2 separate regions of the Homo sapiens genome follow, and region 1 is linked to region 2. A link is an interaction called in ENCODE POLR2A ChIA-PET data of the cell type or tissue named here. Cell type or tissue: GM12878. All regions are shown on one strand. Region 1 overlaps B3GALNT2 (beta-1,3-N-acetylgalactosaminyltransferase 2). Region 2 overlaps ARID4B (AT-rich interaction domain 4B).

Evidence for each region. Peaks named below come from ENCODE experiments on the same cell type or tissue, not always from the same donor. Only the 100,000 strongest peaks of a DNase experiment are listed, where the experiment ranks them.
Region 1: POLR2A ChIA-PET joins it to region 2 with 6 read pairs; 3 of 35 experiments call an interaction of 5 or more read pairs at or near these places.

The regions. Positions count from the first base shown.
Region 1 is chr1:235,459,294-235,467,293 of GRCh38, reverse strand. B3GALNT2 (beta-1,3-N-acetylgalactosaminyltransferase 2) reads left to right here. Exons shown (of 12, transcript NM_152490.5): 7 at 1,580-1,658. Among named protein-coding and RNA genes, the nearest start is that of B3GALNT2, 41 kb to the left of the region's middle. In GM12878, no CTCF peak of the experiment used is centred here; no DNase peak of the experiment used is centred here; H3K27ac peaks cover 418 bases.
Region 2 is chr1:235,259,874-235,267,873 of GRCh38, reverse strand. ARID4B (AT-rich interaction domain 4B) reads left to right here. Exons shown (of 24, transcript NM_016374.6): 3 at 7,122-7,232. Among named protein-coding and RNA genes, the nearest start is that of ARID4B, 64 kb to the left of the region's middle. In GM12878, no CTCF peak of the experiment used is centred here; no DNase peak of the experiment used is centred here; H3K27ac peaks cover 273 bases.

The DNA.
Region 1 (8,000 bases), 200 kb before region 2:
CACTGCAATCTCCTTCTCCCAGGTTCAAGTGATACTCCTGCCTCAGCCTCCAGAGTAGCTGGGATTATAGGCACACACCACCATGCCTAGCTAATTTTTCTGTATTTTTAGTAGAGACAGGGTTTCACCGTATTAGCTAGGATGGTCTTGATGTCTTGTCCTCGTGATCCGCCCGCCTCCGCCTCCCAAAGTGCTGGGATTACAGGTGTGAGCCACTGCGCCTGGCCTACAAACATATTTTAAATTAAATGACAAGTTACTACAGTGACCTCAGATTACTTGTTCTACTGGCCTTAAAACATTGCTTTGTACAGTACAACTCTGAAAAGATCTGTTTAAGAATAGCCAAGCAGTAGCTCTCTTGATTAAATGAAGGTGTAGAAAAAATACTGTAAATACACTGAGTATGGACTCTTAACTGTCTGATCTAGCCCACAACAGCCAGACAATACTCTGGTAGATGTACCATAGTGGTTTACTGTATACAGAAGTAAAACAGTTCACTCTGAGTAAGGCCATTGGGTAACTTTTGAAGAGAGATAACTCTTTAATAATAAAAGATTCTCCATTCTAAGAAGTAGAAAGGACTGTCATTGGCTGCTGGCACAATAGGCTTAAGCACCTTCAACAACATCAACAGGCTGGGCACAGTGGCCCACACCTGTAATCCCAGCACTTTGGGAGACCGAGGCGGGAGGATCACTTGAGCCCAGGAGTTCAAGACCAGCCTGGGCAGCACAGTGAGACCTCTTCTCTACAAAAAATTTATAAATATTAGCTGGGCATGGTGGTGCACACCTGTAGTGCTAGCTGCTTGTAAGGCTGAGATGGGAAGATTGTATGTTCAAGGCTAGAATGAGATATCATTGCACCACTGCACTCAGCCTGAGCATCAGAGTGAAACCCTGTCTGTAAAATGAAATTAGGCCGGGTGTGGTGGCTCACGCCTGTAATCCCAGCACTGTGGGAGGCTGAGGCAGGCGGATCACCTGAGGTCAGGAGTTCGAGACCAGCCTGACCAATATGGTGAAACACTGTCTCTTATTTGAAAAAAAAAAAAAAAGAAAAATTAAAAATTAAAAAAAAATTTTTTTTTAATCAATATACAGTAGAGTTCAATTTGAATATTTGGAACAGACTGTTAATTTTGAGCCTTTCTCTGCATGGTCTCTTAACTTTAAAGCATGCCAAGATGTATTTGAACTCATGAGAATTTTTAGTTTCCAAAAAATCAAAGGTCGTAATACATATTTTTTTAAGTGGTGGGGTTGGGATGTAAAATCAATTGCTTTTTGTACTACTAGAGTAGCAAGTACATAAACATGATTCTATGTAAGTTGCAATTCTGAACACCTTATGGAATGTTGGGTATATCTTATCTTTAGTATTGTAATTAGATAACAAAAATAGTAGAATACCGTATGTCATCCTGATATTATAAGCCTCCAGTGCACCAGCATCTTACATGCATTTATCTGCTGCAAGTGGAGTCATATTATGATTTTTGTCAAATCGATTTTAAAATATGATCAGTGTATTTTTAGTAATGAATCACTGAGTACATTCTTATTCCTTTCAGGCTGGGGAGGGTGCATTGCCTCATGAATTCTTGGAAGGTGTGGAGGGAGTTGCAGGTGGTTTTATATATACTATTCAGGGTAAGTTTGCTAGTTGAAACTTGAAAAGTACACTGAATGTCTTATACTTAATCTTTATACTTGAGAGAAAAGGATTTTTTCTTTTTTGTCTTTTAAAAAACTTTATTCAGATAAAATTCACCCTTTTAAAGTGGTTCAGTGGTTTTAGTGTATTCTTAGAGTTCTACAACCGGCTCCACCTCCCAAAAGGAAACCCCACACCCATTAGCAGTTACTCCTCATTCTTACCTCCCCAACCCCCCACCCCCTAACAACTACTGATGCACTTTCTTTCTCTATGGATTTGCCTGTTTTGAACATTTCACATAAATGGAAATGCACAGTACGTACTCTGTGTGTCAGTTTCTTTGCTGTAACATGTGTTCCAGGTCTGTCCATTTTGTATGTATCAGTACTTCTTTTTTATGATCATATAATATTCTATTGCATCGATATGCCCTATTTTATTCATTCATTAATGGATGGACATTTAGATTGCTTCTACTTTTTGAATATGAATAATTCTGTAGTAAACATGTAGGTACAAGTTTTTGTGTGGTCATATATTTCCATTTCTCTTAAATGTCTAGGAGTAGAAGACCTGGGTCATATAATTGTGTGTTTAATCACTTGAGGCACTGCCAGGTTGTTTTCTAAAGCAGCAGCCCACTTTACATTTCCATAGTCAGTATATGAGGATTCTAGTTTCTCCATATTCTTGTCAACACTTAATAAATTGTCTGTCTTTTAAAATATACCAATCCTAGTGGGTGTAAATTGTTATTTCATTGTGATTTTTATTCGTATTTCCATAATAACTAATGATGTTGAGCATTTTCTTCATGTGCTTATTGGCCATTTGTATATCTTCCTTTTTTGTTTCGTTGTTTTTCTTTTTTTCTGAGACGAGGCCTCACTCTGTTGCCCAGGCTGGAGTGCAGTGGCATGATCACAGCTCACTGTAGCCTTGACCTCCCCGGGCTCAAGTGAACTTCCCATTTCAGCCTCCCGAATAGCTGGGACTACAAGTGCATGCCACCATGCCCAGCTAATTATTAAATGTTTTGTAGAGACAGGGTTTTGTCATATTGCTGAGGCTGCACACTGTTAACAGGGTGAATTATTATGGTATATGAACTAGATGTGGGAAGTGAGGGAGGGAGGAGGGGGAGGAAGTGAGGGAGGAAGGGGTGGAGAGAGGGAGAAGGTGGTGAGGGAGGGAGGGGTGGAGGGAAGAAGGGAGGAAAGGAGGGGAGAGAGAGTCATTTGTATATCTTTAGAGAAATATCTATTCAGATCCTTTGCCCATTTATAAAATTATTTTATTGTTGAATTGTAAGAGTTCTTTATATATGCTGGATACAAGTCCCTTATCAGATACATGCTTTGCAAATGGTGCCCTTTAACACACAAAAGTTGTAAATTTTGATGAAGTCCAATTTTGTCACATGTTTTTGCTGTCATATGTAAGGAACTATTGTCTAATGTGAGGTCACAAAGATTTGTGCCTTTGTTTTACAGTTCCAAGAGTTTTATAGTTTTAGCACTTATACGTAGGTCTTGGATCCATGTTCATTTTCATATATGGCATGAAATAGAGGTTTAACTTCATTCTTTTGCATGTGGATATCCAGTTGTCCCAGCACCCATTTGTTGAAAATCAGTGACTGTAGATGTAAGGATTTACTTGAGGACTCTCAATTCTATTCCATTGATCTATGTGTCTGCGTCTTTAACCAGTACTACACTGTCTTGATTATGTAGCTTTTTAGTAAGATTTGAAATTGGGAGGCTGGGCACGGTGGCTCACTCCTGTAATCCCAGCACTTTGGGAGCCCGAGGCAGGTGGATCACGAGGTCAGGAGTTCGAGACCAGCCTGACCAACATGGTGAAACCCTGTCTCTACTAAAAATACAAAAAAATTAGCCAGGCATGGTGTCGGGCGCCTGTAATCCCAGCTACTCCAGAGGCTGAGGCAGAAGAATCGCTTGAACCTGGGAGGCAGAGGTTGCATTGAGCTGAGATTGCCACTGCATTTCATCCTGGGTGACAGCAAGACTCCGTCTCAAAAAAAAAAAAAAAAAAAAAAGAAATTAGGAAATGTGAATCCTCCAACCTTGTTCTTTTTCAAGCTTGATTGGCTATTCTGGGTCTCTTGCACTTCCATATGAATTTTATGATCAGCTTGTTAATTTGTGCAAAAAAAAAAAAGAAAACCTAGCTGGAATGTTTTAAGGGATTGCATATATATATATGCATATATATGAATAAATATATAATTTCAATCGGTTTTGGGGGAGCAGGTGGTGTTTGATTACATGAATAAGTTCTTTAGCGGTGATTTCTGAGATTTTGGTGCACCCATCACCCAAGCAGTGTACACTGTAACCAGTGTGTAGTCTTATTCCTACCCCCTCCCACCCTGTCCCCACCAAGTCCCCAAAGTCCATTGTATCATTCTTATGCCTTTGCATCCTCATAGCTTAGCTCCCACTTATGAGTGAGAACATACGATGTTTGGATTTCCATTCCTGAGTTACTTTACTTAGAATAATGGCCTCCAACTGCACGCAGGTGCTGTGAATGCCATTATTTTGTTTCTTTTTATGGCTGAGTAGTACTCCATGGTATATATATATATACCACATTTTCTTTACTCATTGATTGATGGGCATTTGGGCTGGTTCCATATTTTTGCAGTTGCAAATTATGCTGCTATAAACATGCATGTGCAAGTATCTTTTTCATATAATGACTTACTTTCCTAATGGGATCGCTGGATCAAATGGTAGATCTACCTTTAGTTCTTCAAGGAATCTCCACACTGTTTTCCATAGTGGTTGTACTAGTTCACATTCCCATCAGGGATTGCATTCTATCTGTGGATCAACCTGGGGAGTATTGCCGTGTTAACAGTATTAAGTCTTTGAACATCCATGTCTTATTAAATTTCCTTCAATGATGTTTGATTTTTCAGTATAAAAGTCTTGCACTTCTTTTGTTAAATTATTAAATACTTATGTTATCTTTTTGATGCTGTTGTAAGTGGAATTGTTTTTCTAATTTAATTTTAAGATTGTTCATTGCGAGTATATAGACATACAGATTGTTTTTGTGATTGATCTGTGTGCTGCAACATTGCTGAACAGATCCATGTATTTATTACTTAATCATTTTAAAGTTAGACCTTATGATTTTCTACATGCAAGGTCATTTCATCTGTAAGAAGAGAGAGTTTTGCTTCTTCCTTTTCAATCTGGATGCCTTTTTTCTTATCTGATTGTCCTGGCTAGAACATGTATGTTGAATAGAAGTGGCAAAAGCAGACATCCTTTCATTTTCCTGACATATTAATTTATGCTCATATTTTTCAGATACATGCAGTGAAACAAAATGTGTTACTAGTCTAAAAGGCTTGTATTTAATTTCTGCACTCCTGTTGTTACAAGCCATTTTCCTGTTACAATTTTATAACACTTTCACTTTCCATCAAGTGTTAAATTATACAGATGCTCCTTGACTTACAATGTTACATCCTGTTGAACCCATGTTAAGTTAAAAATGTATGTTGAAAATGCATTTCATACACTTAGCCTGCCGAATGTTATAGCTTAGCCTCACCTACCTTAAACTTGCTCAGGACACTTACATTAGCCCACAGTTGGGCAAAATAATCTAACACAAAGCCTATTCCATAATAAAGGTTGAACATCTCACAAGACTGTAGTCACATGAGAAACAGAATGGTTGCATATGTACTCAAAGCATGGTTTCTGGTGAACACATATTGTTTTTACATTATCGTAAAGTCCAAAAATTGTAAGTCTAAACAGGAGGTCAGGCCAGGTGCAGTAGCTCAATGCCTGTAATCCCAGCACTTTGGGAGGCCAAGGCAGGTGGATCACGAGGTCAGGAGTTCGAGACCAGCCAGACCAACATGGTGAAACCCCATCTATACTAAAAATACAAAAATTAGCTAGGCATGGTGGCGCACGCCTGTAATCCTAGCTACTCGAGAGGCTCAGGTAGGAGAATCGCTTGAACCTGGGAGGCAGAGGTTGCAGTGAGCCGAGATAGCGCTACTGCACTCCAGCCTGGGTGACAGAGTGAGACTCCATCTCAAAAAAAAAAAAAAAAAAAAAAAAAAACAGGAGGTCATCTACCCCTGTGTTTCTCAAAGGCTGGTCTGTGTTCTGCCTACCTGCATCAGGGTCGCAGCAGTGGCCATTAAAAATATAGATTCCTGGGAGCAGGTGCAGAAGGAAAAAAAATAGATTCCTGGGCTCCACCCCAGACCTACTGAATCTTTAGGCTTGGGGCCCAGGAATCTGCATTTCAGCAAGCATTCCCAAGAATCACTGATTGAATCCAGCACCATTTTCTACAGGTGAGACTGCTGTGGTCTAGAGACAACAGAACTTGTCCAGTATCTCACAAGTCATGAGAGGCAGAAGTCAGATATAGGCCTTCAGCTTCCCACCTCATCCTTTCCATTTGCAGTGACAAAGAGTGCAGTGCTAAATTGTATTTCATTTCCTTTGCCACCCTCAGCAGCTCATTTTCTTTGTATTTTTCAAAATTTTTCTTTAATTTGATTGAGACATTTTTAGGAAATCCTGACGTCTCCTGCCACAGCGAAAGAATTGCCTTAAATCAGTAGGATCTGGGGACAGTCCCTGCACACGTGACAAGTGACTCATTAACTTGTGAAGTGGCAAATAAATTGTCTTTTAAGCACATTAGTAATCATTTTTATTATGAAATATCATGGCCAGGCATAGTGGCTCTCGCCTGTAGTCCCAGAACTTTGGGAGGCTCCCAGAAACTTGGGAGGCAAGAGGATCTCTTGAGCCCAGGATTTAGAGACCAGCCTGGACAACATAGCGAGACCCCATCTCTACAAAAAACTTGAAAATTTCCTGGGTATGGTGACAGGTGCCGGGAGTACCAGCTACTTGGGAAGCTGAGGTGGGAGGATCACTTGAGCCCAGGAAGTTGAGGCTGCAGTAAGCTATAATTACACCACTGCATTCTAGCCCGGGTGATAGAACAAGACCCTGTCTCAAAAAAAAAAAAACAAAGGAAATAATCATAAATACACCAGAAATAGTACAGAAACAGCCAGGTACCCAGTGCTCAGAATTAACAATTTTTTATTTACATTTTTTCTTATTCATTTCTAATTTTTTTTTTTTTTTTTTAAATAAAACATGGCCAGGCACAGTCGCTCATGCCTGTAATCTTAGCACTTTGGGAGGCTGAGGCAGGTGGATCACCTGAGGTTAGGAGTTCGAGACCAGCCTGGCCAACATGGCAAAACCCTGCCTCTTGTTACAAACAATTTTTACAATTGTTTGTAAAAATACAAACAATTAGCTGGGCACAGTGGCAGGCGCCTGTAATCCCAGCTACTCATGAGGGAGGCTGAGACAGGAGAATGCTTGAACCCGGGAGGTGGAGATTACAGTGAGCTGAGATCGTGCCATTGTACTCCAGTCTGTGCAACAGAGTGAGACTGTGTCTCAAAAACAAAAAAGAAAGAGGAAAGAAAGAAAACATTATATGCCTGGTGCAGTGGCTCACGCCTGTAATCCCAGCACTTTGGGAGGCTGAGGCAGGTGGATCATTTGAGGTCAGGAGTTCGAGACCAGCTGGCCAACATGGTGAAACTCCGTCTCTACTAAAAATACAAAAATTAGCCGGGCGTGGTAGCTAACACCTGTAATCCCAGCTACTCGGGAGGCTGAGGCAGGAGAATCACTTGAATCTGGGAGGTGGAGGTTGCAGTGAGCCAAGATCATGCCATTGCACTCCAGCCTGGGCAACAGAGTGAGACTCTGTCTCAAAAAAAGAAAAAAAAGAAAACATTGTAGGTACAGTTGAAACCTTTTCCTTGTGGTTCTCCCTAGATGTATTCCTCTTCCCTCTCCTCAAAGGGGGTGCCACTTCCCTAAAATTCATGTGTACCCTTCCCATTCTTATTTTTCTACTTTGAACATATTTACGTCTCTTTATTTATTTATTTATTTGAGACAGGGTCTCGCTGTGTTGCCTAGGCTGGATGGAGTTCAGTGGTGTAATCATAGCTCACTGCAGCCTTGAACTCCTGGGCTCCAGGGATCCTCCTGCCTTGGCCTCCCAAGAAGCTGGGACCAGAGGCATGCACCACTATGCCTGGCTAATTTTTAAATTTTATTTAGAGATGGGGTCTCCCTATATAACCTAGAGTGATCTCAAACTCCTGGGCTTAAGCGATTCTCCTCCCTCGGCTTCACGGAGTGCTGGGATTACAGGCATAAGCCACCACGCCTGACCATGTCTTTAAATAACATAGTTTTGAGTGTTTTATAATTGATATCTGT
Region 2 (8,000 bases):
GGAGTGCAGTGACTCGATCTCGGCTCACTGCAAGCTCCGCCTCCCAGGTTCATGCCATTCTCCTGCCTCAGCCTCCCGAGTAGCTGGGCCTACAGGTGCCCACCACCATGCCCGGCTACTTTTTTGTATTTTTAGTAGAGACGGGGTTTCACCTTGTTAGCCTACAGGCACCCGCCACCACACCCGGCTAATTTTTTATATTTTTAGTAGAGACGGGGTTTCACCGGGTTAGCCAGGATGGTCTCCATCTCCTGACCTCGTGATCCACCCGCCTCGGCCTCCCAGAGTGCTGGGATTACAGGCGTGAGCCACCACACCTGGCCATGGTTTTCTTCATTTCCTCGATGTATTCATTTTTTTTATATTCCCTCCCACCAAATTGTGCATTTTAAGCTTGGTTTTTAAATGGTACACTGTTTGGTATATAAATGCAAGTATATTTTGTTCATTCATCTTTTGGAATTATCTCCATTATTTTAATAGTTCATTGGGATTGCTATATATAAAATAGGCTGTTTTCATAGATTTATTGTCACGTGGTTTGTGTTTAAGTACATTTATTAATGATGGTTTTTTGTTTTGTTTTGTTTTGTTTTTTGACAGAGCCTTGCTCTGTCAACCCGGCTGGAGTGCCGTGTTGCAGTCATGGCTCACTGCAGCCTCCATTTCCTGAGCTCTAGCGATCCTCCCGCCTCAGCCTCCTTAGTAGTTGGGACCATACGTGCATGCCACTATGCCTGGCTAATTTTTGTATTTCTGGTAGAGACGGGGTTTCACCCTGTTACCCAAGCTGGTCTTGAACTCCTGAGCTCAAACAATCTACACACCTCGGGCTCCCAAAGTGCTGGGATTGTAGGTGTGAGCCATTGCACCCAGCCTACTGATGGTTTTTATGATCAAATTTAATACTCTTGTTTTCTGATTCTTCTGGCTACATTGGCACTGTAACCAATTTGAATCCCTCACTTTTTAAAATAAACTACCTCAATAAAATGTCATCTAGCATGTTTTGCTTTTTAAAAACCATCTCGAATAATTGAGTATTTCCTAGTCAGTGTCTGTGTTAGCCAGCCATTTGAAGATTTGATTTAACTATTGTCTTTCTAAAACTTAATTTATGTATTTGATGTGCTGCAGCCCAGAGACACATTAGAGATTACTGTTGATTCATTTGTGCACTTCTGTGCTTCCTTGGCATTTTGGCATCTTGAAGGATTATTATCCACTAATAGCTAATTTTAAAATTGCTTATGCTTTTTAGTGTTCCCATGGAATTCAGTGTTTTTTAGGTGCCACTTAGGACATTTCGTAGACTGGCTAGGAAAATAATTATTTAAGCAATGCTGGAAAACTGTGAGGTAGCTGTTGCCTTGACAACCAGAAAACTGTTCTGTTTGCTCAACAAAGGGATGGTAATTTAGTAGTTTAATTTCCTTTTTGGCATGGAGGTGCTACATAAAAACATCTTATTTTAGCCTCTGAGATGATCCATACTACTGATCAGAATTAGAGAAGCAGAGCAAAAAGAAAAGGCAAGAGTTTTTTTTTCTGGCTACGTATAGATAGACATGCATATTTATCAGGGTTGGTGTTGGTCAAAAGAATCTTAGTTAACCTGCTGACATAATCTTTTTTATGTCTCTAAATTGGACCAAAGTAAATTAACCTCAAAATACTGGTGCAATCTTGGTACACTAAGGGGTCGTGATACACTTTTATTATGGAGCATCCCCACAAAGATTTAAGATTCTCTTGCCGCTGGAATTCAACATGATTACTTCATGTCTGGATTGAATAAGGGAGAAAATATTTTAAAGGAACCCCTCTTCCCCACGTATATACACAATTACATTGGCATCTGCTCTATTTATGTGGGAATTTTTTTTATGACTTAACCCATTTGTATATAGACTTAAACATTTTTTTTTAAAAAACAATTGCCTCCCAGGTTGTAAAGTAAAAATAATAGCCTTTATTTGGCAATGTGTGCTGGGCCCTCTTCTAAGCATTTTGTGTGCACCGTCTTACTCCTCATCCTTGTGACAGAACTGTTATTGTATGCTGAGGCACTTAGCTAAGTGGCTTAGCCCAAGGTCACCTCACTACTAAGGGATAGATTTGAAGCTAGGCATCTAGTTTAGGAACATATACCCTTTTTTTTCTTTTCTTTTTTTTTTGAGACAAGGTCTCAGTGTCGCCCAGGTTAGAGTGCGGTGGCGCGATCTCTGCTCACTGCAACCTCAGTCTCTCAGGCTGAAGTGGTCCTCCCACCTTAGCCTCCCTCATAGCCAGGACTACAAGCAGGTGCCACCATGCTTGGCTAATTTTTGTATTTTTAGTAGAAACAGGGTTTTGCCATGTTGCCCAGTCTGGTTTTGAACTCCTGGGCTCAAGCAGTCCGCCCACTTAGGCTTCCTAAAGTGCTGGGATTACAGGTGTGAGCCACTGTGCTTGGCTTGGGAACCTATACTCTTAATTACTGTATTATACTGACTTTTTTTTTTTTTTGAAATGGAGTCTCACAGTGTCGCCTGGGCTGGAGTGCAATGGCACAATCTTGACTCACTGCAACCTCTACCTCCCAGGTTCAAGTGATTCTCCTGCTTTAGCCTCCCGAGTAGCTGGGATTACAGGCGCCCGCCACCACACCTGGCTAATGTTTTGTATTTTTAGTAGAGAGGGGGTTTTCACCATGTTGGCCAGGCTGGTCTCGAATGCCTGACCTCGTGATCCACCTGCCTCAGCCTCCCAAAGTGCTGGGATTATTATAGGCATGAGCCACCGTGCCCAGCCGAAAACTTTTTTTTTTTTTTGAGACGAAGTTTCACTCTTGTTGCCCAGGCTGGAGTGCAACGGCATGATCTCGGCTCACTGCAACCTCCGCCTCCTGAGATCAAGCGATTCTTCTGCCTCAGCCTCCCGTGTAGCTGGGATTACAGGCGCCCGCCACCATGCCTGGCTAATTTTTTATATTTTAAGTAGAGATGGGGTTTCACCATGTTGACCAGGCTTGTCTCGAACTCCTGACCTTCAGGTAATCCACCCGCCTTGGCCTCCCAAAGTGCTGGGATTACAGGCATGAGCCACCTTGCCCAGCCAAAATGTGGTTTTGCCCCTCGAATATTAAGAAGAAATAAGGAAGGGAACCAAATCTGAATTACTATTGATAAAATGACTTGTTTGTCCACATCAAGTGTTTCATAATATTAATTATAACTTCCTAGCTGACTACCTCAGACATCACAATGGAGTGCTTTCTAATATTGACTCTGTTTTTTTGATGTGGCAGCTGAAGCTTAGAGAGGTGAGAGGTTCAGTAGCCTACAAAAACTCATCTAGTTGGTGTAAGGAGTAGAGCTTGGATTAGGACCTTGCCTCTCTGCTTTCAAAGCCTGTGCTATTAATCAGTCTGCTCTATTACCTCATGTTAAAGTAATGATAGAGTGATACCTTATGCCCAGCTAAAATTACATACTCAAATCTGACCACCTCAGTTATGGATTTGATTTGGGTTTCTGTGTAAAGTCTCATTCATATTTTGGTTGGCATTGAAAAATAGTTTGACAGTTTCATTCTAGATGATTATATATGTCTCAAAACTTGCCGTTCTGACCACCTTTGTAATGCCAGTGCTTTGATATAGGCTTGCTAAACAATTATGTGTAAGATTCAAATTATTGTGCTGAATGAGAATTTAGGAACAGAAAAGTAACTTACCTGAGATAATGTATAATAAATAGAGGTGGCAGCAGTAAGATCAGAACACAGATCACTGCTTTTTCTGTGCTCTTTCTAACGAATTAACACTGCTCTGATGATGTGTTTCAGTTTTAGCAGCTTTTATTAGACTTTGGTTTCCTTCTGCAAGTCTTTTTTTTTTGAGATGGAGTCTCGCTCTGTCACCCAGGCTGGAGTGCAGTGGCACGATCTTGGCTCACTGCAAGCCCCGCCTCCCAGGTTCACGCCATTCTCCTGCCTCAGCCTCCTGAGTAGCTAGGACTACAGGTGTGCGCCACCACGCCCAGCTATTTTTTTGTATTTTTTTTTTTTAGTAGAGACGGGGTTTCACCGTGTTAGCCAGGATGGTTTTGATCTCCTGACCTCGTGATCCGCCCGCCTCAGCCTCCCAAAGTGGTGGGATTACAGGTGTGAGTCCCGCGCCCAGCCCTCCTTCTGCAAGTCTTTCTAAAGGCATTTTCTTTATATGCCTTGTAATTCCTTTTCCTGTGTTCTAGCATGAAGGAAAGAAAATATTGCCCTTCAAAAGAATAGTTTGCCCCACAATAATTTGAAGTAATAAATACCCTTCTCCCGTCAACACGGATTTTTATATTGTTGAAGATGTGGGATGGGCTTAATTTGGGGGCGGAGGGAGTCCCCTTTCTCAAATTCAGCTTTAATAAATATGCCCAATAAGCAAATCTGCAGTTTGCTGTAGTTGAAATGTTGCTAGTGTCTGTGAATGTTAATGAAAAGAATACGCAAATGGGTTTCTGAATACTAATAGTCTAAAGATGTTAGTATTCTATACCCTATTTTTGTTAAGAATTATCTATTAAAAATTTAAAAGTGTATCAATTCCTAAATTTTTATATGTTCCTCAGTAGGTACAAATATGCAACTTTTAGTTGATTTATTGTTCTCTTCTATGTTTCATAATTTTAGTTGCCTCATCAGTTTTAATTTATTTTTAACTATACTGTTTGTCTCTGAAAATAAAATTTTACTGGCTAGTATGGCAGAATGTGTTAATAGAGGAGGTTGCAAATTGTGGAAAGTTATGAGCCTGTGGTCATGAAGACTGCCCTGCCATTTGGGTTTTTATAGCAGTAATACCCAGTACCAATTGAACCACAAAGTGAACTGAAATTTCCTTAAATTGTTTCTCTCTCTATAAAACATTTAAAAAAAATTTAATTGATGAGTAAAGCTTGAATATATTCAGTATGTGCAACATGATGAATTGATGTACATTTTATGATTACCACAGTTAAATTAACAAACACATTCATTATCACTTGTGCTGTACATTATATTCCCATCCTTATGATAAAAATTTTTTTTTAATTAATTGAGATAGGATCTTGCTGTGTTGCTTGGGCTGATCTTGAACTCCTGAGCTCAAGCAGTCCTGCTTCGGCCTCCCAAATTGCTGGGATTACAGGTGTGAGCCACAATGCGTGGCCATTTTTATGATTTTGGAGCGAAGTGGTGTGAGTCCCTTTTCATATTATTGCTTAAATAAAGCCACTAGTATGCCTGGAATGTAACCATAATTTTGGCCAGGGAAAATGATATTTTAAGAGACCTAAGGCAGGTAGGTAAAGTAGAAATGCATTTATTCACTAGGTACAACAGCAATGTAAAGTTATCAAGTTGTAGTTAATAATATAAAAAAATTAGAAAGTATTAGTGCAGAAATGATTATCTTTCTGTAAGGGTATATTCCCATTATGGTATAAATGAACTGATGAATAGGCATTTTCCTAAGTTGATTTTAAAAATTGTATAACTGATATGTTTTGAGTTTACTTTTTATGAAATACATGGAATGTGAAGCAGGTGGCCATTATGGAGGTCTGATATAATTGTGGGCACTCCTGTTATAGCACTAGAATATTGTTTTTTTCCCTTTTTCTTTGGGAAATAGATTACTCTGTATGATAGCTACAACTTTTAGGGGAGAATTTATTTTAAAATCTAAATGAAATTATTCTTTCATTATTTATTACTCGTAACAGCATTTCTCACTTTATATTCTATGGGATTTCTGTAGGATGTTAATAGATGTCAATAGAAAAGAAAGGGTTCTTTGGACAAATAGATTGGGAAATGTTGAGTTAAAATGTAATCATTTTCTCTATTATAGGGTTTCTCAGATCTTTTAGCTTACATTTATGAATCTCCAAAGTTGAGGCAGAGAAGTAATTCATTCAATATAGTGAATTTCCCCCAACTCCTGCCTCCTTTCCTTTTGGTGGAACGTCCTGGGATGTTAGTACTTTTTATAAAGCACTTTGGAAAAAGCTTACTTCCATGATTTTCCTTTGGCTATGGAATTACTATAAGCAGAAGAACTCCTTAGAAATAAAAATGTAGAAATGTACCTGAATGTAAAACGTAAGAGCAGCTATTAAAAACTAAATCACAACTGAGGAAACATAAATATTAGTTAAGGTAGAAGAGTAAATATCCAGCGAATCCCTCCTATTAAAGCATTTAAGATATTTTGGCTTCAAAGTTTTGAGACTTTCCAGATGACTTTCTTCATATAGTTTTCACTAGTAGTTTAAATATACTAACTTTTCTCCCTTGTATGCTATACTACATTCTTTTTTGTTTGCTTTTTTGAGACAGGGTCTTACTCTGTGGCCCAGGCTAGAGTTCAGTGGCACGATCACTTTTCACTCGAGTCTCGACCTCTTGGGCTCAAGCACTCCTCCCACTTCAGTCTCCCAAGTAGCTAGGAGTACAGGCGCATGGCACCATAGCCAGCCAGTTTTTATTTTTTTATTTTGTAGAGTTGAGTTTTCCCTATGTTGCTTGGGGTGGTCTCAAACTCCTGGGCTCAAGTGATCCTCCAGCCTTGGCCTTCCAAAGTTCTGGGATTATAGGCAGGAACCACCACACCAGGCACTACACTAAACTACCTTAGACTTTTCTAGATAGAGATATAACAGAGCTATTCTGAATCTGGGTGACTGCCAAGATACAGCCTAAATATTAGAAGATTTCCCCCCCACCCCAGAATTTGAGCTTTAAAGATCTGCCTTCTGGCCAACGGACCCTTTTCTTGTAAGTGGTCATAGAATAAATAAATATTTGAATGAATGAGTGACTAGAGGGGTATACTTGTGAGTGAGCTAATTCATATCATGGACCATATGTATTTAATGGAAATAAGATACCTTTATATTTTATGTGATGTACATTTAAATAGTCTTTATGATAAACATTTTACTTGTTTTTTAATTTATAGTATTTTATAGATTGGTCTTGTTAACATACATTTCATATTTATAACTGTTGTAGCTTAACAAGATTAGGCTCACTATTCTGAGGTCTGATTATGGGAAAGAATTAGAGAGTTTAAATCTAATTATATTTCTTTGCATTTTTAGGCCCTTGATGAGCCTCCCTATTTGACAGTGGGCACTGATGTGAGTGCTAAATACAGAGGAGCCTTTTGTGAAGCCAAGATCAAGACAGCAAAAAGACTTGTCAAAGTCAAGGTACAGTATTTATAGATTTCATAAATTGTATGTTCAGCATTTGATATGTAAACTTTTATTTGGTGAGTGTATTTAAGATTTTTCTGCAAAATAAGTTTCTAGGAGTGAAGGTTGTAAAAATACCTCAAAACAAAGCATTTTTTGTTATTTTAAAAGTATTATAATTGGAAAGAAATTAGATTATCACAGTTGGTATTTTGAATGCCATTTCACTATAGACGTCTTATTGTTTGTATAGTGTTTTAGAGCTGGAAAGGAAGTTAGAAGTCATCTAGTTTAATTGCTTCATTTTATTACAAGAAAAATGAGGCTCGGAGAGGGTTAGTGATTTCTCCAAGGCCATTATGCCAAATTCATGGCAGAATTGGAACTACCATAGTTCATCAATTTTAAGGCATCACCCCCTCTATTTCAGCCATAAAATTAGAATGTGACTTGTAATTGATGGTGCCTTAGATAACAGTGAAATAAGGTACATCTAGTTGTTGACTCCTTATGCTCTGCCTTTCTTGAAACATCTTTCTAAAGTACTTGAGTTTTGTCTTAATATAGAAAAAGGAGTGTAATTGCTTCCATTTTAATAAATTATCAGCACTGAAAAATACCAGACAAGTGAACTTGAATATAGACATTTATTCATTTGTCAATAATTTATTGAGTGACAAACCTTTTGCAGGGAACTTTTAGGTGGGAAGGAGGATGGGGATATTAGGATGAGATTGACCTGATCTGTCCTCAAGGAATTTATAATCTAGATTAGCAGATACC